4 separate regions of the Homo sapiens genome follow, and regions 2, 3 and 4 are each linked to region 1. The links are chromatin contacts, found by Hi-C or POLR2A ChIA-PET in ENCODE. All regions are on one chromosome and are shown on one strand. Each heading gives the region's core, a stretch centred on a gene start or an enhancer-like site at or near the end of the contact. The rest is flanking DNA. Distances are from core to core; before and after follow the strand shown. Region 1 holds the start of LRRC58 (leucine rich repeat containing 58). Region 2 holds the start of SLC49A4 (solute carrier family 49 member 4). Region 3 holds the start of KPNA1 (karyopherin subunit alpha 1). Region 4 holds the start of FAM162A (family with sequence similarity 162 member A).

Evidence for each region. A loop is a pair of places that touch in the nucleus more often than their neighbours do. ChIA-PET counts read pairs that join two places held with the same protein, here RNA polymerase II (POLR2A). Pooled maps may share reads with other maps.
Region 2: a map of naive thymus-derived CD4-positive, alpha-beta T cell shows a loop between it and region 1 (11-fold over the local background). The contact joins the promoter of SLC49A4 here to the promoter of LRRC58 in region 1. A Hi-C loop is called at or near these places in 1 of 168 maps with a recorded cell type or tissue (naive thymus-derived CD4-positive, alpha-beta T cell) and 8 of 50 pooled maps. POLR2A ChIA-PET finds 5 or more read pairs at or near these places in 1 of 52 experiments (CD4-positive, alpha-beta T cell).
Region 3: a map of CD8-positive, alpha-beta T cell shows a loop between it and region 1 (6-fold over the local background). The contact joins the promoter of KPNA1 here to the promoter of LRRC58 in region 1. A Hi-C loop is called at or near these places in 2 of 168 maps with a recorded cell type or tissue (CD8-positive, alpha-beta T cell and naive thymus-derived CD4-positive, alpha-beta T cell) and 7 of 50 pooled maps. POLR2A ChIA-PET finds 5 or more read pairs at or near these places in 1 of 52 experiments (naive thymus-derived CD8-positive, alpha-beta T cell).
Region 4: a loop to region 1 is called in a map of CD8-positive, alpha-beta T cell, with 8 times the contacts of the local background. The contact joins the promoter of FAM162A here to the promoter of LRRC58 in region 1. A Hi-C loop is called at or near these places in 2 of 168 maps with a recorded cell type or tissue (CD8-positive, alpha-beta T cell and naive thymus-derived CD4-positive, alpha-beta T cell), 1 of 37 single-sample maps with no recorded cell type and 10 of 50 pooled maps. POLR2A ChIA-PET finds 5 or more read pairs at or near these places in 1 of 52 experiments (CD4-positive, alpha-beta T cell).

Annotation. Positions count from the first base shown.
Region 1 is chr3:120,346,657-120,351,756 of GRCh38, reverse strand. It overlaps LRRC58 (leucine rich repeat containing 58), which reads left to right and starts at 2,403. Exons shown (of 4, transcript NM_001099678.2): 1 at 2,403-3,013. The coding sequence starts at 2,514. It also overlaps the pseudogene BTNL12P. RefSeq lists a silencer at 2,408-2,737 and an enhancer at 3,088-3,137.
Region 2 is chr3:122,793,819-122,798,918 of GRCh38, reverse strand. It overlaps SLC49A4 (solute carrier family 49 member 4), which reads right to left and starts at 3,850. Exons shown (of 9, transcript NM_032839.3): 1 at 3,384-3,850. The coding sequence starts at 3,726. HSPBAP1 (HSPB1 associated protein 1) reads left to right here and starts at 5,088. Exons shown (of 8, transcript NM_024610.6): 1 at 5,088-5,100. RefSeq lists a silencer at 3,524-4,013.
Region 3 is chr3:122,512,816-122,517,915 of GRCh38, reverse strand. It overlaps KPNA1 (karyopherin subunit alpha 1), which reads left to right and starts at 2,977. Exons shown (of 14, transcript NM_002264.4): 1 at 2,977-3,159. LOC107984000 (a long non-coding RNA gene) reads right to left here and starts at 2,887. Exons shown (of 2, transcript XR_924403.3): 1 at 2,788-2,887; 2 at 558-891. RefSeq lists a silencer at 3,010-3,699.
Region 4 is chr3:122,381,698-122,386,797 of GRCh38, reverse strand. FAM162A (family with sequence similarity 162 member A) reads right to left here and starts at 2,616. Exons shown (of 5, transcript NM_014367.4): 1 at 2,499-2,616. The coding sequence starts at 2,532. MIX23 (mitochondrial matrix import factor 23) reads left to right here and starts at 3,567. Exons shown (of 5, transcript NM_001017928.4): 1 at 3,567-3,624. The coding sequence starts at 3,574. RefSeq lists enhancers at 2,432-2,481, 2,305-2,805 and a silencer at 2,572-2,721.

The DNA.
Region 1 (5,100 bases), core at 1,154-3,653:
CAACTAAAACTTAATATTTACAAATATATTCAGTGTTTCAAAAGATATAGAGTACCTGTACCTACTGTGGAGCAGGCACTGTTAGGGGATGGGTATATAATAATAAGACAGTTCTTTTCAAGGACTTTACAATTTACTCTAATTATTCAAAAAATAAGTCCACTAACTAAGAGATATATCCAACTCAGTCAATCCAAATTATTTGCAAGAAATCATACTAGGCAATGGGGGATGGTGGTGGTGTGAGGGAGAATCCAAAAATGAATAAAGATAGTCATTCTATGTAAGTAGGAACCTACTCTAATTGGACATGAGATGTGCATTTTACACTGAAATTTACAGTTTCCTTGCCAATAGCTTCAATGAGGCAGAAACACAGTTTTCAACTTTTAGAAAGCAGTTTCTCAGTTATCTTAGCTGCTCAATGGTCTGGTTACATTTATCCTAAATTCAACAACCAAATAGTTGGAGACTTTATTAAATTAAAAGCTCCTAGTACAGCGTTGCAAGCAGTAGGTTTTCAAAATTTGTCAGGTTACTCATTTCTTTACCTACACCACTTTTTTTCTACTTCCTTTCCTTTATTCTATATAATGTGGAGTTCCCATACTAAGTATTTTTTTCCAAACTTTCTACTAGGAAGCCTCATTTGCTATTATTGAGGTTATCTTTTTCCCTTTAATTCCACTGATTTGTAATCTTACCTCTTATTTTATTTTTCTTGAGACAAAAAAAAAAAAAAGTGCAGGGCAGTGGCACAATCATGGCTCTCTGCAACCTCTACCTCTTAGGCTGAAACAATCCTCCCAGCAGCCTGTGTAGTAGTTGGCACCACAGGCGAGCGCCACTAGGCCCGGCTAATTTTTGTATTTTTTGTAGAGACGGGGTTTCCCCATGTTGGCCAGGCTGGTCTGGAACTCCTGACCTCAGCGATCTGCTGGCCTGGGCCAAAGCACTGGGATTACAGGCATGAGCCATGGCACCTGGCCAACTCTTATTTCTGAATTATGTTTGAATCCTTTCTTTTTCTCATTTTACATTACGTTCCTATCACTTTTTAAAATCCAAGATAAATATTTTAAAGCAAAAACAACTATTATTTTAAATATTTGTTATTTTCAGATATTAGGACTACTGTTAGAATGCTGGCTTGACCCAAAATAAGGTCTGTTCTTAAAAGGACTCTTTCAAAACAGATGACTCATCAGTTTTAAAAAGCATTCCACCATTAGCTTAAACATACAAAGTACGTCCTTCTAGGACTACCACTCAATCAGAAATTAAAGTTTGACTGCAGAGTAAAGGCATAGTTTCTCATACAAATAAATGACTGGCAAGAAAAAAACGACTTTCCTTTTTTAAGGAGGAAAGCAATTTAATGTCGTTGATTATACACGACCACTTAACTTTCTTATGTATAAGCTTTGTTAAAAAAAAAAAAAGCTAAGCATTTTTTCTCATTTCTATTCATTACTTTTCAAAATCATAAAATGTAATTTCAGAAAAGATTGAGTTTGGGACAAGGATGAAAAATACGTTAATTAGAATTACTAAATTAGTACCAGATCAGGATTTTCCCAAACTGTAGTTTTGACCTGCAGTACAAACTCTATGCTTTGAGTTTTTAAACTAACTCATTAATTTGAGCTATCTCAAATCATGCAACCGCCTCCATATCTCCCAAATTCACTCCTAGACACAACTTACACCAAAAGCCACGTATGTGCTTCTACAATTAAAACGGGCAAAACGTCCTTACTTGATACACATTTCTGCCTTAAAAAAGAAAAAAATAATTCTGTGGGGCAAGTAGTGCGGGTGTTACCCATATTTTATGCATGGGGCAACTGAAATCAAATCCCTGCCCTAGGCTATTTAACAGCGGAACCTCCAGTAAGGGTCCGGGGGTTCTGAGGTCTAGTCCAGCTGCGTTCACATTTCGAGGTCGGCTTTGTTAATCCTCGGACTTTAAATTCCTGCGGTTTTCTGTCATGGAGCTAAATCACCACTAAATTACTGTGTGCTCACAGAGTCCTGCAGACACGGGCCCCACTTTTAAACTGAAAAACAAGCGGGGGACGGGGGGGGCACGTGACGCGCGAACCCTCAAGGCGAGATAACCGAACATCCTTGGGCTGTTTGCCGAGGCAGTCTTGTAGCCCTGGAATAGGTCACCAGGCTCCAGCGACTATAAAGCGCGGCCGCCGAAACCCGGTCCGGCTCAGATGACAATTTGGCAGCCTCTGGGTGTCTGCCTCAGTTCTGCGCAGCCCATGCTGCGCTCTTGCCACTCCGCGCCCCGCGCCTCGTGAGGCAGAGCCCGCCCCGGAGCGGCGCGCGCACCCCAGGACTCGCGTCGCGTGACTCGGCCAAGGCGCGCAGGGTTTGCGCCCGCCCGCGCCACTTCCGACTCAGCCCTCGGTTCAGGTTCCGGGGCGCCGCAGAGCTCCCGGCCTCTGGACCGCGCGCGGCGCTCTGGGGAATCCGGCGCCACGCGCCGTGCGGTGGCCAGGATGGAGGAGGCCGGAGCAGCGGTGGTCACGGCCGGGGAGGCCGAACTGAACTGGTCCCGCCTCAGCGTGTCCACCGAGACGCTGGAGTCTGAGCTGGAGGCGCGGGGGGAGGAGCGGCGCGGGGCGCGGGAGGCGCTGCTGCGGCTGCTGCTGCCTCACAACCGTCTGGTGTCGCTGCCACGGGCGCTGGGCAGCGGCTTCCCGCACCTCCAGCTGCTGGACGTGAGCGGCAACGCGTTGACCGCGCTCGGGCCGGAGCTGCTCGCTCTGCGCGGCCTGCGCACGCTGCTGGCCAAGAACAACCGGCTCGGCGGGCCCAGTGCGCTGCCCAAGGGCCTGGCCCAGTCGCCGCTCTGCCGCAGCCTCCAGGTGCTCAACCTCAGCGGCAACTGTTTCCAGGAGGTGCCTGCCTCGCTCTTAGAGCTGCGCGCGCTGCAGACCCTGAGCCTGGGCGGCAACCAACTGCAGAGCATCCCGGCTGAGATCGAGAACTTGCAGAGGTGAGCGGGTGTGTGCCGGAGGGTGGGGAGGCCTCGGGCGGTGTCCGGGAACCCTGGGGCGCCGGGCCTGGGCACCTCAACGTTTGTCACGTAACTATTTCCAAGCTTTCTCTTTAACTGTGCGGTAGTGAGTTCTGCCCAACCATCTCAGCAAGTTGTTGTAAATACCTAGTATGTTCGCATGTGTGACTGTTTGGTGTGTTGTGTTTGGCCTATGCAGATTCTCGAGGCATTTTTTCTGTCTTCCTTATTGAATCTGGGGCGTGATCCAAACTGAGTGGAAACTCAAAACAGATGTAAATCAGAGGTTGTCACTTCTTTGCTCAAAAGTCTTCCGTGGATTTCCATCTCTATAGATCAAAGTACGTGCCTTTGAGCGTGGCGTACAAGGTGCTCTGATCTAACCCTTGCTTTCCACTACATTTGCAGCTTCCTCTTCTCTGTGGCAGTACCAACTACCATTTGTGGAGTTCAGTGACCTATGCATTTTCCCACGTAGAGAAAGCAGCTTGGAGTTGCTGGTAGGCACTCAGTATGTGTTGAATGGATGCAGTGCCTCTGTACACGTGCTGTTTCCCTTGCTTGGAATGTTTCCTTCACCTGGCAAACGCCTATCATCCTTCAAAAGCTATCTCAAGTTAATCATCTCTGTGATTCCTTTTTTACTACTCCCTGCACAACAATTTTTTTCGTTACTACTCCCTGCACAAAAAAGTACAGCCTATGCTGTACTTTCTCTGTGCTTCATTCATCTTGCCTTTGCATTTACCTTATTGGATATGATTCCTTGTTTACAGGAATTATCTGCTTCACCTACTAGATTATGCAGTAAATATGTTAAATTTAACTTTAGGAGGAAGCAGAGAAACAGGATAATAAAAGTGCCCGGTGGGGGAGTGGGAAATAGAGCCAAATGTATTGTACAAAACGAAAAAGAGGTATCTTCCATCTGTAAGATATTTTCACACTTTATTGTATTTTCAGAGATAACAGAACGTTAAAGGTAGAAGGGACCTCAGAGTTAAGTGGAGCAAAAGAATATTGGCCTGGGAAGGCCGGGCGCGGTGGCTCACGCCTGTAATCCCAGCACTTTGGGAGGCCAAGGCAGGTGGATCATGAGGTCAGGAGATCGAGACCATCCTGGCTAACAAGGTGAAACCCCGTCTCTACTAAAAATACAAAAAATTAGCCGGGCGCGGTGGCGGGCGCCTGTAGTCCCAGCTACTCGGGAGGCTGAGGCAGGAGAATGGCGTGAACCCGGGAAGCGGAGCTTGCAGTGAGCCGAGATTGCGCCACTGCAGTCCGCAGTCCGGCCTGGGCGACAGAGCGAGACTCTGTCTCAAAAAAAAAAAAAAAAAAAAAAAGAATATTGGCCTGGGAAAAAAGAACTCTTGGTGCTCCAGCCTTAGGCAAGTCACTTGTATCCTAACTGTAGCGTATCCTAACTGTAGCTTTCTAATCTACAAATGAAGCATTTGGGCAAGATGTCTCTTCATTTACTCTTCAATAGATATTTATTGAATACCTGCCCTGTGTCAGGCACTGTCCCAAGTATTGGGGATACAATGGTGAACATGATCCAGGAGACAGACATTAAACAACTAACTATGAACCTCATTATTTAATTACAGTGGTTATGAGTTCTATGAAGACCTACAGAATGCCTTGAGACAAAATGACAGAGGCACATGGGAAAGCCCAGAGGCAAGGAGGGTAACTACTAAAATTCTGAAAGAAGGACATTGTACTGGGAAGTGAGCAAGAGGGAAAGTGGCAAATATAAATTTGGGCAAGTCAGCCCGTGTCAGGTCTTGAAGGCTATGATAAAGTTTGGATTTTATTCTAAGTGCACATGAGAGAGTTTTAAGCATGTGTCTTGTTGCTATGCAAGAATGGAGTGAGGAGAGGGTGAAGAGATAGAGATTTTGAGGGCTGGTTTGAAGGAGGTCATTGTAATAGGATGAGAGATGATGGTAGCCTATACCAGCTTGATACTAGGAGAAATGCTAAGAAATGGAAGATTTCGAGAAAAGATTTAGAGGTAAAATTGACAGCCCTTGGTTCCTTCTAATTTTAATGTTGCATAA
Region 2 (5,100 bases), core at 2,601-5,100, 2.4 Mb before region 1:
ACAACCACCTACCCCCCAGGGTGCAAGATATTTTGGTGCCTTGCTTGAGCCTAGGAGTTGAAAACCAGCCTGGACAACATGGTGAGACCCTGTCTCTGCAAAAAATACAAAAAACTAGCCAGGCTTGGTGGTGCGTGCCTGTAGTCTCAGCTACTCAGAGGCTGAGAATCACCTGAGCCCAGGGAGGTTGAGGTTGCAGTGAGCCAAGATCACACAACTGTACTCCAGCCTGAGTGACCAAGTGAGACTCTGTCTCAAAAAAAAAAAAAAAAAAAAAAAAAAAAGATATTTTAGTACCCAAGGATGCCAGAAGCAAGAAAGAACCTGCTTTCTACGTGCGTAGATGGAACACCTGTAGCAGGAAAGCCAACATATAAAAGTGTATTTGCTTTCTTCTACTAAAAATGAAAACTACTTCCTAATAAAGAGAATTTTTAAATGTATTTTTTATTGCTTCAACCAAAGGAAAATATAAAATTGAATTCACCATATAGTCACAAGAACTACTGAAGAACTAAAGTACCTTATTTTATAAAGTGAATGGGTAGTTTCTAATTTATCCTGCCATGGATAGTAGGTACAATTATAATAAGAAGGGTGCAAATTAACATTTTTCTACCATAAAAAACAAGGTTGGCTAAATTTGGGGAATAATATTGAAAAATGCTCCTGATAAAAATAAAAAGAAACTATAACACAGCATTTTCCCCTGAATTTAGCCAACCTTGTTAAGGGAATGACCAAGGAATTATCACAGATTGGAGGAAACTAAAGAGAAATTACAACTAAATGTAACAGAGGACCCTAGACCGAATCCTGGAACAGAAGAAAAATACATCAGTGGAAACAAATACAATCTTTTTTCTTTTTAAAAAAATATTATTGTAACATTGATTATAGGTAAAGTACTACTTTGGGTTTGTTTGTTTGTTTGTTTTGAGACAGGGTCTCATTCTGTCACTGAGGCTGGAGTGCAGTGGAGCAATCATAGCTCACTGCAGCCTCTACTTCCTGGGCTCAACTGATCCTCCAGCCTCAGCCTCCCCAGTAACTAAGACTACAGGCGCATGCCAACATGTCTGGCTAATTTTTGTATTTTTTGTAGATTTGGAGTTTCACCATGTTGCCCAGGCTGGTCTCTAACTCCTGGGCTCAAGTGACCCACCCGCCTCAGCCTCCCAAAGTGCTGAGATTACAAACATGAGCCACTGAGCCCAGCAGAAACCCAGAGAAAATCAATATTTAGTTTAAAAGCAAACAACAATAACCCAAAGAAAATCTCCCTTTGGTAGGAGAAGCCCTTCTTCGGCATCTAGCACACATCCTCTGCAAAAGTATTTGCTCTAGCTGGAAGTTCTACAGCAGTCAAGACACACCCATTCAGGGCTGGGTATCTTTGTTAGAAGGTTCTTCCTTGTATTGCTTTGAGTTACATTTCTTTGTAACTTGACTCAGTCTAGTTCTTCCTCCTAGAACAACACATAAGTCGAATTCCTCTTTGACTTGATCTTCACATAGTCTATATCTTGCCTCAAGTTTCTTTTTGAAGTGTGATACACACAAGTTCCCTTCATTTTACACATCATGATTTTTATACCCTTTATCATTCTTGTCGCAGAACCTTTAAAGTTCTGCAGTTTGTCAAATGGCCTTCTCAGAATCAAGCTCAGAACTAAACACTAATGTAGAGCCTATCAAACTATTTTGCTTCTTGTTTTGGACACTATGTTTCTATGCCTAAACTGTCCTTTCTTTTTTAGCAGCTACATTATATTGTTGATCATTAAGGAATTCACAATCAACTATTCCTTAGTCTTTTTCACATGGATTCCAATGAAGGAATTCCAGTGAAGGAGGAGAGAAGGAAGTATAACTACTAACATCACCCTGCTATTCTATTCTCTTAATAACCAACTAATTTTGAGTGCTAACTACATGCCAGACAATTGCAATTCTATACCTACCTACACTTGACTTTTGCTGAGGTCTGAATGTGTTCCCCTCAAATTCATATTTTGTTTATGTATTAATTTTTCTGAGACGAGTCTTGCCCTGTTGACCAGGGCAGAGTGCAGTGGTGCCATCACAGCTCACTCCAGCTTCGACCTCCTGAGCTCAAGCAATCCTCCCACCCCAGCCTCCCAACGTGCTGGGATTACTTGAGCCACTGCGCCAGGCCTCAAATTCACATTTTGAAATCTTAACCCTCAAAATGATGGAATAAGAAGGTGCAGCCTTTGGAAGGTGATTAGGTTATGAGGGTGGAACCCATGTGAATAGGATTACTGCCCGTATAAAACAGACCTCAGAGGGATTCCCTAACCCCTTCTTCCATCTTATGTTATAGTGAAGAGACCACTGTGTAGGAAGCAGGCCCTCACCCGACACCGATTCTGCCTGAGCCTTCATCTTGGACTTCCCAGCCTCCAGAACTGTGAGAAATAAATTTCTGTGTTTATGAACTACCCAGTTTATGGTATTTTGTTATAGCAGCTCCAGTGGACTAAGACAACCTTCCAAATCTGACTAAAGAACTCATTGCAACAAAACTTATAAAAGGTTGAACAGAAACTGTACAAAGTAGCTCCCAGGCATTATTCAATTAATAAATATAAAATCTTGCACAACAGCCTCTTGAGGGTAGACTGTCACTACTAATCATTTATCCATACTTATGTGGTAAGTATGCCTTGATTCTCAGCCCTATGGCTTTTTCTTCTCAGAGAATCACACTGGCAAGTGGTAAAGTGAGATGTCCAGGGTACCATTCTAAGCAAGCATCTTCACTCATCTGCAAGCTTTAATTGAAAGTCACAAATCTCAACTGAGAAAGCCATCTAGTCACATACACACATTTTAAAGCTGCCGAGCACCACCTTCCAGAAACCAAAGTGTCAGATCTGAGTTTCCCAATAGCTCTTCCTGGGCTGGAGTCATCTATTACACAAAACGAACTCATTATTTCCTTACATATGGGCACCGTCAATCTATTTTCCGACCTTTCATCCTCAACATCCCCATATCCCTTTGAAGTCAAAGCATCAGTCATTTTTGTCAGGTGTAAAACACATACACCGCACGTGCACGGGGATGCTCTGATGTTCACAATGTGTAAAAACTTGAACGTTTAGAGATCGCTTAAATCCCTGGTGTTGCATAAAGGGCCTTGATAAAAAACATAAATATTTGCAAGGTTGCCTTTCCATATTTGTCGCTTTGGGGACGGAGGGTTCCTAAGTCAGAAATGGAATGCTAGCAACACTCTATCACCTCACACAACCCCTATGCCGGGGCCAAGGGAGGCGGCTGGCAGGCCTGGAGCGCGGGCAGGCGCCTGCTCCCGGAGGAGAGACAGCGCGGGCTGGCGCTCCGCGACCCCTCACCTCTCTTGTCCAGGAGCCACATGAACGCGAAGCAGGGCAGGAAGCCGATGGGCCCCCACAGCACGAGCAGCGCGATGTCCCAGCTGGAGAAGCCGTAGGCCTGGCGCGCCGAGTTCTGGATGGGACCCCAGGTGTTCCAGACCAGGCCCTGAACGAACGCCAGCAGCGAGAAGAGCAGCAGCACCAGCCAGCGGCGCCCGTATACCCGCCCGGGACCCGGGACCGCCGCGGGCAGCGCCGCCGCCGCCGCCTCCCGGCTTCTCCAGGAGGCCCCCAGCCCAGGCCCGAGCCCGGGCCCCAGCAGCGGCTGCCTCTCCTCTTCGCTGCTCCAGCGAGAGCCCATGGCGACGCGTCGCCCGCGAAGCCACTGCCGGGCGCAGTCCGGGTCACCGCCGACTAGCCCAGCGCAGAATAGTCCTGAGCAGCAGGAGGCGGAGGCTGCTGTGGTCGCCCTCGGCCTCCGGACCGCGCCTGGTGCGCCTGCGCGGCCCGAGCCGGGCCGGCGGGGAGGCGGGGAGGCGGGGCAGGCGGCAAGGAGGCTGGGGTCCGCCCTCCCCTCCGCGGGTGGCGAGGAAACACCGGCGAGAGGAAAGGAGCCAGGTCCCAGACGGAGGGCAGGTAGCGCTGAAAAGGCAGGGACCAGCGCGGCTGAGTCGGGGAGAGGGAAACTCCCAGAGAGGCTGTATTCGAGGAGGTTGGGCAAGGAACCCTGGGGTGTTTGGAGGAAGTGTCCAAGTTAAATCTTGTGCCTAATAAACAACTCAGTGACCTGTTAAGTGACGTCAGTTAACCTGATGCTTGCTTCTATTTTGGGCTTATTCTCATTTTTGTTGAGTTAGTAACTTCAGAAATTATAGGCGAAGGATAAAGTTTAAGCGTAGTTGGTCCCAGGGGATTATCTCATAAAAATCATTTCTTACGTGCAATAAGTACTACCTATTTTTGTTACTTTTTTGTCTTACATATCCAAAGAGGAGATTCCAAACTAGCCAATTTCATTCATATATATGTAAACTTTACCCATTTCGCCTGCCAATAGGCGAGCAATAAAGGTATGTCCAGTAAAGTTGGAAGATTTTTGCCCCAAAGATCCATCTCCAGTGATTATGATTTGACCACAGGGTAAACGAGAAGAAAGGTGGTTGTTGATCTCTTCACACAGCTGTTTGTTTATTTTGGTATACAAATTCAGAAGCCTGACAGCTGTGGATTAGTGTCCTTGAAAACCTAAAGTCAAGCAATTTGGCTTGTCTGGATCGGGAAATGAGTCACAGGGAACGCAATCACAGGATTCTTTGCCCGAGGTTCGTATTTCCCGGCAGCCACTAAAATCAGAAGGAGTCAGGTTACCACCAGAAGGGCAAGAGAGGTGTAAGAGAAGCGTGAGCTAGCCTCGCATTCCAGGCTGCCAAGAGCGGCTCGCGAAAGCTCACGGCAGAGACCCATCCCACCGCCGGAGCCCCACTAAGCGGCAAACCTTCCCCTAAAACTCCAATCCTTTAGGGTGGAGAAAAGCCGAGGTGGAAAGGAAGGATCTGACTAGAAAAGGAGAAACAGAAACGAAGCTAAGACTACAATAAAGAACGCTAAGGTCCGGGTTAGGTAAAAAGCGCCACAACTCAGACCACGTGTTTGTATTTCCACACCCGGGGTATCAAAACAAAGCTGCGTGGTCCCGCCCAGCATCCGTCACGTGACCTCCACGTGAGAGCCGGCG
Region 3 (5,100 bases), core at 1,728-4,227, 2.2 Mb before region 1:
GTTGCTTTTTTTTTTTTTTTTTTGAGACAATATCTTGCTCTGCCACCCACGCTGAAGTGCAGTGGTGTGCTCAGACTCCTGGTCTCAAGTGATCCTCCCACCTCAGTCTCCTGAATAGCTGGGATTACAGGTGCGACTCACCATGCCCGACTAATTTTTTTGTGTGTTGAGATGGGGGTCTTGCTATGTTGCCCAGGCTGGTCTGGAACTCCTGGGTTCAAGTGATCCTCCTGCCTCAGCCTCCCAAAGTGCTGGGATTACAGGCATGAGCCACTGTTCCCAGCCTGCTATTTTATTTAATTGCATTTATGCAACAGAAAAGAAATACAACAGAATGCATAATTCTAAGTAAATATCTATTTTTCATGTTTTTATGTTCAAGTAATTTATATGTTAGATTGGCAAAAATTTAAAAAGCCAGACATTTCTAACTGTTAGCAAGTGAAGAGTATCTTATATACCGTTTCTAGAGTACAAATTGGTACAATCACTTTATGAAATAATCCAGCAATGTCTAGTGTATTAGTTTTCTATTGTATAATAAATTACCATAAACATAGTATCTTAAGACACATTTATTATCTCACAGTTTCTGTAGACCAGGAGTCTACGCACAGTTTATCTGTTTTCTTTGCTCAGGGTCTCACAAAACTGCTATCAAGGTTTAAGTCAGGCTGTCTTCTCATCTGGAGGCCACCTCTCAGGTTGTTGGCAGAATTCATTTCCTTGTGGTTGTGTGACTGAGGGCCCTGGCTTCTTACTGGTTGTCAGCTGCAGGCTGCGCTCAAGTTCTAGAAGCCGTCTGCAGTTCCCTGCCATTTAGTTTTCTCCATAGGCAGTTCGCAACATGACAGCTTGCTTCTTCAAGGCCAGCGAATCTCTAGCTCCAGTCTGGAAAGACAGTCTTATATAATGAAACGGAATCATGGGAGTGACATTCTATCACCTTTGCCATATTCTGTTGGCTAGAAGTAAGTCAAAGGTCCCACCTACACTCAAGGGGTGGAGATTATATAGGCAACACCAGGGACCAGAGATTATGGGGGCCATCTTAGATTTCTGCCTGATACATATAGTAAGGTTAAAGATGCAATGTCCTAGGATCTAGCAGTTTCCCTATACACAGTAGAGATGTACAAGAATGTTCACAGCAGCATTGTTTGTGACAGTAAAAAATACTGTTCTATACTTTCAAATTTCTCAAACTATAAAATGATATTGTCAGAGAGACAGTAGCTTATAAAACACCATGTATGGTATGATAACATTTTTGTAAAAGTAACATACATAGGAATTCAACTTCCAGCAATGGCCTACTGTTGTTTTCAATCAACCTTTCCACTACAGAGAACAACTGAACAAAATATAAAAACGTTAATGTACTGAAGAGCTACCAAGGAAGTGAGAATTTGTGAGTGCAAGGTCTGGAAGAAAAAGGAAGCCACCAGAGGTTAGCCTGATATTTGCCATCATTTTTCCAAAGCTAAGGTGATTGCTGACTCTGAAAGCAGTGGCTGAAACAGGGAGAAGAGCTTATGGCTGTCTCATGGGGCTTAGAAGGCCCACCAAAGAGAAGAGGCCCTAGTAAATACCCCAGACTTTTGGATGGGACCATCAAGGACTAGCTAGGAATAAGGGTGAACCGGAAATAAATTAGCTTTCCCAAAGACTGAAGACCGGCTCTGAATAATCAGTCTTAGTTCCTTATTGGAATAAGGTGATCTGTCTTCAGTCTAGCTGTGGTCAGGCAAACTTGCCCTTAAGTCTCTCCTGTTGAACACACCTTCCCTTTCCCCAGCCCCCTTGCTCAAACTCAACTCTGATCTTAGTAAACACAACATCAGCGGGAGAATGCTGATGCAGCAGAGAGAAGTCCAGGACAAATGAACATTGCATAACCTAGGATTCAGGTAGAGTGGTCCTCTCTCCTCTCCTCTTCCCTGGGACATTTATAAATGTATTAATCTACCTCATCTCTTTCACCTTGCTTCTTGGCATGTGTTTTAAATCTGTCTACTATTCCGTGATCCCTGCTAGGCTGGCTTCAGTTTTTCTTCTTTTGAAGCCACTACTCCATTTGCTCCCCCAAAGAATTCCATGAAATTTAACATTAGCAATCATTTGCTCCAAGTTTTCGTTTGAGAGCAGTTGAGAGTAAAACGAGTATGTGTTTCATGTAGTTTCATTATTATTATTATTATTATTGTTATTATTATTTTTGAGGCAGGGTCTCACTCCGGTTGCCCAGGCTGGAGTGTAGTGGCGCGATCTCGGCTCACTGCAGTCTCACCGTCAACCCCGGGCTCAGGTGATTCTCCCACCTCAGCCTCCCGAGTAGCTGGGACTTCAGGCGCCCGTCACCACCCCCTGCTAATTTTTGTGTTTTTAGTAGAGACGGGGTTTCGCCATGTTGCCCAGGCTAGTCTCAAAACTCCTAGCCTCAAGTGATCCACCCACCTCGGCCTCCCAAGGTGCTGGGATTACAGGTGTGAGCCACCGCGCCCGGCCCTTAATTATTTTTGATACTACGCATACGTTATCAAGCAAAGGGGATGGGAGATAACTAAAAAAGGAATGTCCAGAAGCTTCCTGCATTCATGCTGCATGTGAGCCCTTTAGACACGAGGCGCTGACCTACTAATTTTGTAATACTCCCTCAGCCTTCAATCATTCCATCATTCATTCCATCAACGCGTATTAGGTACTTAGAAGCTATACAGAGGTGAGCATCGATCCGCCCTGGAAGAGCTTAGCAAAGACAGGTTTGTACATATAACTTTCTCCAACCTTTGCCATGGTCTGCAAACCTCCTTCTTAGCGAGACCCCCTCCCCGACCCCCGACTCTTCACAGGCTGGGCGCTAACCATTAGGAATGTCCGGCGAGAGAGCGTTACAAGACTACGTCTCCCGGCAGCCTCTGCGACAAGCGCCGGAGGGGCGCGCGTAGGCGCTCGGGCCGGCCCCCGCACGCAGGCGCACTGCGAACGCCGGCTGAGCTGAGTCTCGCTGCTCGGTGCGAGGCGGCGGAGAGCGAGGCCTGGTGAGCACCGCCGAGGCGCGGGCCAGCTCTTCGAGGTTGTGCGCGGGAGTGGCACGGCGGGCGGGCGAGCGAGGGGCTAACTTCAGCGGTGGCACCGGGATCGGTTGCCTTGAGCCTGGTGAGTGCTGGGGCCTTGCGGCCCCGGCCCCTCCCCCTCCCGCCGGCAGATCCGGGCAGTCCCGGAGGGACTCAGGAGAGGCCCTGGGGCGAGGGCGGGTGCCGGCAGGGCCTAGAGCCGGGGTTCCTGGGCCGGACGCTCGCGCCGCGTCCGTGCGTCACGGGCCCGGCTGTCCTAACGGCCACAAGGCCGGCGGAGGAGAGGGTGGGGGTGGGGAGCCCTGGTGTGATCGCCATCGGGAACGCCGGTCGAGGCTAGGCGGGGCGGGGCGGCGTGGCGCGGCGGCGGGGCTGTAAGCGGCGCCGGGGACTGCGGGGCGCCGAGGCAGCGGGCGGAGAGGAGGCGAGCGCGGAGCCTGCGCCGCGGCCGGGCGGCGGGCGGGAGGCGGGGGTGGGCCGCGCAGAGCGCTGTGACAGAGGCAGGAAGGAGCAGGGGTGGCGTGTAAAAATTCTAACCCTGGCAAAAAGGGACCGTCTTGGGAATTCACAAGTTACAGACCGGGTCGGAGCCGGCGGCCCGGAGGGAGGTGGGGGAAGCGGGGGGTGGAGACGGCCGGCTGCAGTTTACCGATGTCATAACAACATGGGCCTGGAGCGGCTGATCGGGGGTGTGGTAATTATAGCAATGACAGAACTTGGTCTGCACGCCGCGTGTGCGATGCGAGGGAAGCAGCGAGGTATCGGATTAAGCTCAAAACGGGAGGAGGAAACAAGGATGACTGGAGTCAAGGAAGTCGTCATGAAGTAATGTTTTAGGATTGGGTCGTGTTCCACTTTTAAATGAAAGCGTTCAAAATATTTGATTTTTAAGGTTTCAACTCAGAACAAACGATTGCCGAGTTTTTGTTTGTATTTTAAAGAGATGGGGTCTCGCTATATTGCCCAGGCTGTACTCCAACTCCTGAGCTCAAACTGTCCTCTTGCCTCAGCTTCCCAAGTAGCTGGGACTAGTCTTGGGCAACCACACCCAGCTCTGCAGAGTATTTTTTTTTCTGAAACGTACTGTCAAGTAATATTAACTTGAATTTCACCCTTTTTTCTTAAATAAACGGTTGCTTAAAAATCTCTATTAGTAGATGAAGTGATTTCCCCCCTCCTGTTTTGTTTTTTTTTTTCTTAAGAGATGGAGTCTTGCTTTGTTTCCCGGGCTGATCTGGAACTCCTGGCCTCAAGGCATCCTCCCTACTAGCTGGAACTACAGGCGGATGCCACCAGCAAGGCTCATTCTCGACATTGTTTTTGTCTTAACTAGCTTTTGCATTTGTAATATTTTGAAAGCAGTACACAAGTTATTTTTCCCTCCTTTTTAAAGATCAAAGAGATGAAAATTTAATTTTTCAAAGGAAAGTAAGAATGAGTTCTGTTGTATTTTTACTGAAATATTCTTGGAAGACACTGTTTTATGGATAGATGAGACGTAAGAGAAAGTAAAGGAATTAACATTTATTGAGTTCTTTTTTCAGGTATTGTGTTAAATGCTTTACATATATTAAAAACATTTGAATCTGAAGTATCTGTTAATTTTTCTATTTTACAGATGAAAGCATTGACAATCAAATGTTAAGTAACTTACCTAAGGTCTTCCAGTTCTTGTTGAGAACAACCTTAGAACCCAAAGTTACTGCCATTTAAATTATTTCTCTCCTTTCATACTTTTTCGTTGTTTTCTTTATTTAATCCGTTCAATCAGCGAATACTTACAGAGTGATCTTCTAGACTTGGGGGGATATAGTCGCGATCAAAACTCACTGTCCCTGTTCTCATGGAATTTATAGTGTAGCAGGGAAAGCTAATATTACAAATATTGACTGCATAACATTTTGTCAGTTATTATAGTTGAGTAGCAACTGTAAAGCACTCTACTAAATAGTAAAGGCAGTTCAAATGGAAGCAGACAACATAAGCCTTGAGGAGTTTACAGTCCTGTAGGGCAACAAAACAT
Region 4 (5,100 bases), core at 1,367-3,866, 2.0 Mb before region 1:
TACAACTACATCTACAAAACAACAAATTCGAGCTCATAAAAGCCTACATTATGTTTGCTATATTGTTTGCTAAGGGAGTATACCAAAGATTTCCAACAGAAACAAAAGTAAAGGTCCATCATTTATAAGGTTAAGTTTTGATCATCTGAAATTTCACTTACCTAGAGAATCTTATTCCAAATATTCTGGATAAGTAAGGTATGCCTAGATTATGCTTCTTTTCTTTTTTTTTTTTTTTTTTAGACAGGGTCTCACTCTGTTGTCCAGATTGGAATGTGGTAGCATGATCGTATTATAGCTCAATGCAGCCTCAAACTTCTGGGCTCAAGTGATCCTCTTGCCTCAGCCTCCTGAGTAGCTGAGACTATGGGTTTGAGCCACCATGCCCAGCTAATTTTTAAAAGTTTTTTTTGTAGAGACAGGGTCTTGCTAAGTTAGCCAGGCTGGTCTCAAACTCCTGGTCTCAAGCAATCCTCCAGTATCAGCCTCCCAAAGTGCTGGGATAGCAGGTGTGAGCCACCACATTGAGCCTACATTTCTATTTGATCTTTCATTCCTTTGGCTAAGGCTGCTTATTAAAGCAGTCTTCTTTCTTGAAAAGCCATTTGCACATGAAGGTGTACTTTCATTTCAGAACTAAATCTGCATTTCATGACTCTTCCATTTCAGATTAATGAGATCCAATTAGTCATGACAAATTCACACACGCACAGCCCCTGAATGAACAGCTTGAACAACAGCAAAAAGCACAAAAATTCCAGAATTAAAGGGTACCCTCTCCTGGCTCTAACATTTTTTGGCAAAGAGATCCTGGACAAGTCATCTCTGACCTATGTTTCTTCATTTATAAAGTGTGGGAGGAATAAGACTTACCTGAGAGGGCTGCTATGAGAAATCCATCCAACAAAATAATGTATATGAAAGTATTTAGCTATGAAGTGGGTGAAAGGTAGTAGGTTGTTGCGGAGTTGCTCACAAAGCATCAGACATTCGTGGAAGATCATATGGAGAGAGCTGCTCATATAACATCCTTAGTGTGCTATTAAAAATTTTATATCTGAAGTAAAATAAATTGTTCTTAAATCACTCAAGGAATTCTGCTTTGGTTAAGTGGTCAATAGTGAAGTTTTTACACATCAGAAGTTTGCAGAGATGCAAAAATATATTTATGCAAGATGCATAAATATATTCTCAAAGCAAGAAGATGAACTACTTACAATATACTCAGTATTAGTTCAAAGATGTCAAAGTAGTTCCAAGATGTCAAAGTTCTTTTCATGCAGTCCATTTTAACTTTTTTACAGAGCAATGATCCTTTCACTTGCCTTGTTGAAAAGCTTCATAATGTTAATAGGATGTACAGAAGATATTTTAGGTGAATTAGTTCAACAAAACTGACAAAATCAATGAAATCATAGTATTGAGGATTTTAGTGGAAGAAGTGTTTGCTTTTAAAGGAAGTAAATATAATAATACTCTCTAGTTTGAGACATGTTTTCCAGTCCATTCTCTACCGGAACACTAGATAAGCTGTGTAAAGGATAATCTTGAGGTGGGGAAGGTTATGTATCAAACTTGTGAAACTATGCAACATTCACTCTTTTTTTTTGCATTACTTCATTTACATTACAATATATATTTATATTATTTGAATAGCCAAGTTTGGGGCTATTTTTCCTTTAAAAATTTAATTAACAACTTTTTAATAATGTAGTGTGTGCCATTGAACAAAAGATCTCTGGTACCCAGAAAAGAGTCAAAATGCAAGCCCTCTGATTTCTCAACCCCTACTATGCCAAGGCTCTGCTGGTTCTCCCAAAAAAAAAGAATTAAGCTTTCATTACCTAAGTCCAAAATAGTCATCACACAAATGTCTACCACCAAAACAAACTGCAGATCCTTCAATTACACACTTCCTCCAAGAAATTCGAATCAATTAATTGTATAAGTGTTTAAAAGTAATGTATCCTCCATTTTAAGAAAACAATTATTATTAATCTCTAAGACCTAAATCCTTGGCCTAATCAGACATTTAATGAGTGGGGAAACTTCAGACTGGAGGTTTTCTGGGATAAACTCCAGAGAGGAAGGAGCAGGGGGAAGAGGGAAGACTCAAGGAGAGCAATAGATAGGGGAGGTTAGGGTGGAAAGCTGAATGCATGGGTAAAGGGGAGGTCTAGGGATAGTAGGTGCTTTACAGACTGAGCTCAGGGGAGGCTGAGGACGGGGGTGGGGAGAAGGGTAGGCGCGTGGGCAGTTAAGTTGGTGGGAGCTGGGTGGATGGAGATGAGGGTAATTCACGGGCAGTCTCCAATGCCTATCAGCAGCTGCTCACCTAGTTCCCTCCCACATGGCTACTAAGTAGGTAGGATTCTGAGGAACCGAGAAAGTGCGTCATGGAATGGAGCCACTCCGGGGCCCAGGAAGGCTTCAGGATTCCCCCACCCGCAGCGGCCGGGCCAGCTCCCCTACCTCCCATATCCCGACCGGCGTCTCACCTGCTGCCAGGCGCAGACCGCTGAGGCTCCCCATGGCCACTTGCTACTCCGCCGACCAGCGCAGAACTTCGCCGGGGACGGTGGCGCTGGTGAGCTCAATGTCACCCAGCGTTGGAGTGGGAAGGACGCAGGCGGCGCCGGGGGGCGGGGCGTGCGCGACGCGGTGTACAGGCCTGCGCCAGTGCGGGGCGTGTAGGACGTGCGCCACGCGCTGGAGACCCGCGGCGCCAGCCTAGTGCCCCTGGCGCCGCATCCTGAGCCAGCCTCGGAGATGGTCCTGTGGAGTGTGGCGCCGTGGGCCCTTGCCCTAGCGGATATGTACCCATGGGAGTACCTGTGTGAAATAGAAAGGAAATGTGCAACTTTCGTGATCTGTAAACTCCCGAAATACACCAGATAAACCAGTATTCCAGTATGCCGCTCTTCCAGTGTTTTCAATGAACATATGCTTTTATCAGAAAACACATAATTGGACTCTGCTCAGTGGCCCTATCTCTTGTTGGAGCATCCCTCAGGCTAATCTGAGAAATTAACATGTATGTTTTCAATTTGTTTTCTATTTACCTATTTTCTAAAAACATTTGATCATCTCCATCCTAAACACTTTACTCATACCCACCCACACTGCCAGAAATGCCGTTTTTTCTTGACGTTTCTTAGTGGTCCCAAATTCTTAACAAAGACCCCCCTGCTCCAGGGTCCGGGGAGGAGGTTAGGCACTGGAGTGAGAGGTATTAGAAAGGCCTCACTTGCCTAGATTTCCTTCAACGACCTGGTAGGGGAACCACAAGGAAATTGTTTCCCTTTTGTGAAAAGATGGGATTGGAGTAAACAGTCCCTTCAAGGTCTGACAATCTTTGATCCATGTATCTGGCCCAGTTCCAGGAGGACATGTTAAAAGGGTTGGGACAGCAGGGTGACAGGTTCCGAGGTGGATGCGGACCACGTTGAACTCAAGCCTTGCACTCAGCTTTCCTAAGGATTCCCCTCGTACTATATTTTTTGTCAGGCGACTCCGCGGTCACCTTTGCTCCGCGGTGATTGGCCTGCAGCGGGGTCCTCGTGTTTGTCCAATATGGCGGCGCCCAGTGGCGGTGTGAACTGTGAGGAGTTCGCCGAGTTCCAGGTGATGGGGTTTTCCTCATGTGGCAGGCATGTGCCTCCTTTTGTCCCCAGACCCTATTCCCTGCTTTGCGAGGGAGTATGAACCAGCTTTGGAAAAAGCGGGCAATTCAAAGCTCTTTTCTCGAGCCATTGGAGGTCATGGGGGGCGCGGGTTTGGCCTTAGGGAGCGAGGCTGCTCTGTAGGAGGAGGGAGGAGGGGGGTCATAGTTCTCTCCGCGGCTCTCCGGCCTTGTCTGGGAAGCTCTGGGTAATCTGCTGTGGTAAAGCTCGGGATGCGTGGATAAGGATTGTAACAATCTTGTAGCAGTTCCCTGAACTCAGTTTCCAGCTTCTGCCATTCCTCTCCTACTTTTGTAAGTAGAGTTTTTGTGGGAGAGAAGAAGGTGCAGAAGAGCTATTTAGTTGATAAAACATACTTGGTGCAATTTACTATTTTTGTGGGACAGGACGTATGGAAGCTTGGAGGGAGGATTAATTATAGTACCTGCTCTAGTGTCATTGCCCATTAGAGAAGATGTAATATTTAGAGGTTTTGCCTTTTTATGTTCAAATATCAGAGACCTAGGGCTAATTATTAACACCTGAATGCAAGAATAGGGATCTGGTTTTGACCAAGTTGCCATTAAAGTTATCTGTTCCAATTCAGTCATAAATGTGCTTCTGTTTAGTTACAAAGTTGAATTCCAAAATCATGATCTTAAATATGTATTGCATTATTAACTAACCCAAGATACTGAAAAATTGACCTATCTGTAGTAAGCTTTGTACTTTGAACGGTTTGAAGGTAGTGGTATTCTTGAATACTGCCTCAGCCTCCCTGTAGCTAGGACTACAGGCACGTGTCACCACGCCCGGGTAATTTTTTAAAAGAAATTTTGTAGCGAGAGTGTCTCACCAAATAATCCTCTTGCCTCGTCCTCCCAAAGTGTTGGGATTACAGGCGTGAGTCACCACGCCCGGCCTAAAGTGTTTAAAATTTTTGCAACTCTTATTTTTTCATTATAAAAATTAGATTTAGTACTTCTGTAAAATATCCTATTTCCAAATTGAAATAAAATCCAGAAAAGAGTGTTTAAAATCGAGTGCCTAGAATCCCATTTTAGCATGCATTCAAGAATTTATTAGATACTGTATTAGTCCGCTAGGGCTGCCATAACAAAATACCACAGACTAGGTGGCTTAAACAATAGAGATTTATTTTTTCACAGTTCTGGAGACTAGAAGTCCAAGATTAAGCTGCCATCAGTTTCTAGGCTATACAGTTTGATTTAAGGGGGGAAAAAGAGTGCCATCAGAATTAGTTATAGTAAGGCTTCTCTTCCTGGCTTGTAAATGGCTGCTTTCTCACCATGTCTTCTCTATGTCACTATCTCTTCTCTGTGCCTGCACCTGGAAGGAGAAGGATCTCTGCTATCTCTTCCTCCTCTTCTTTTTTTTTTTTTTTTTATTTTTTTTTTGAGACAGAGTCTCGCTCTAT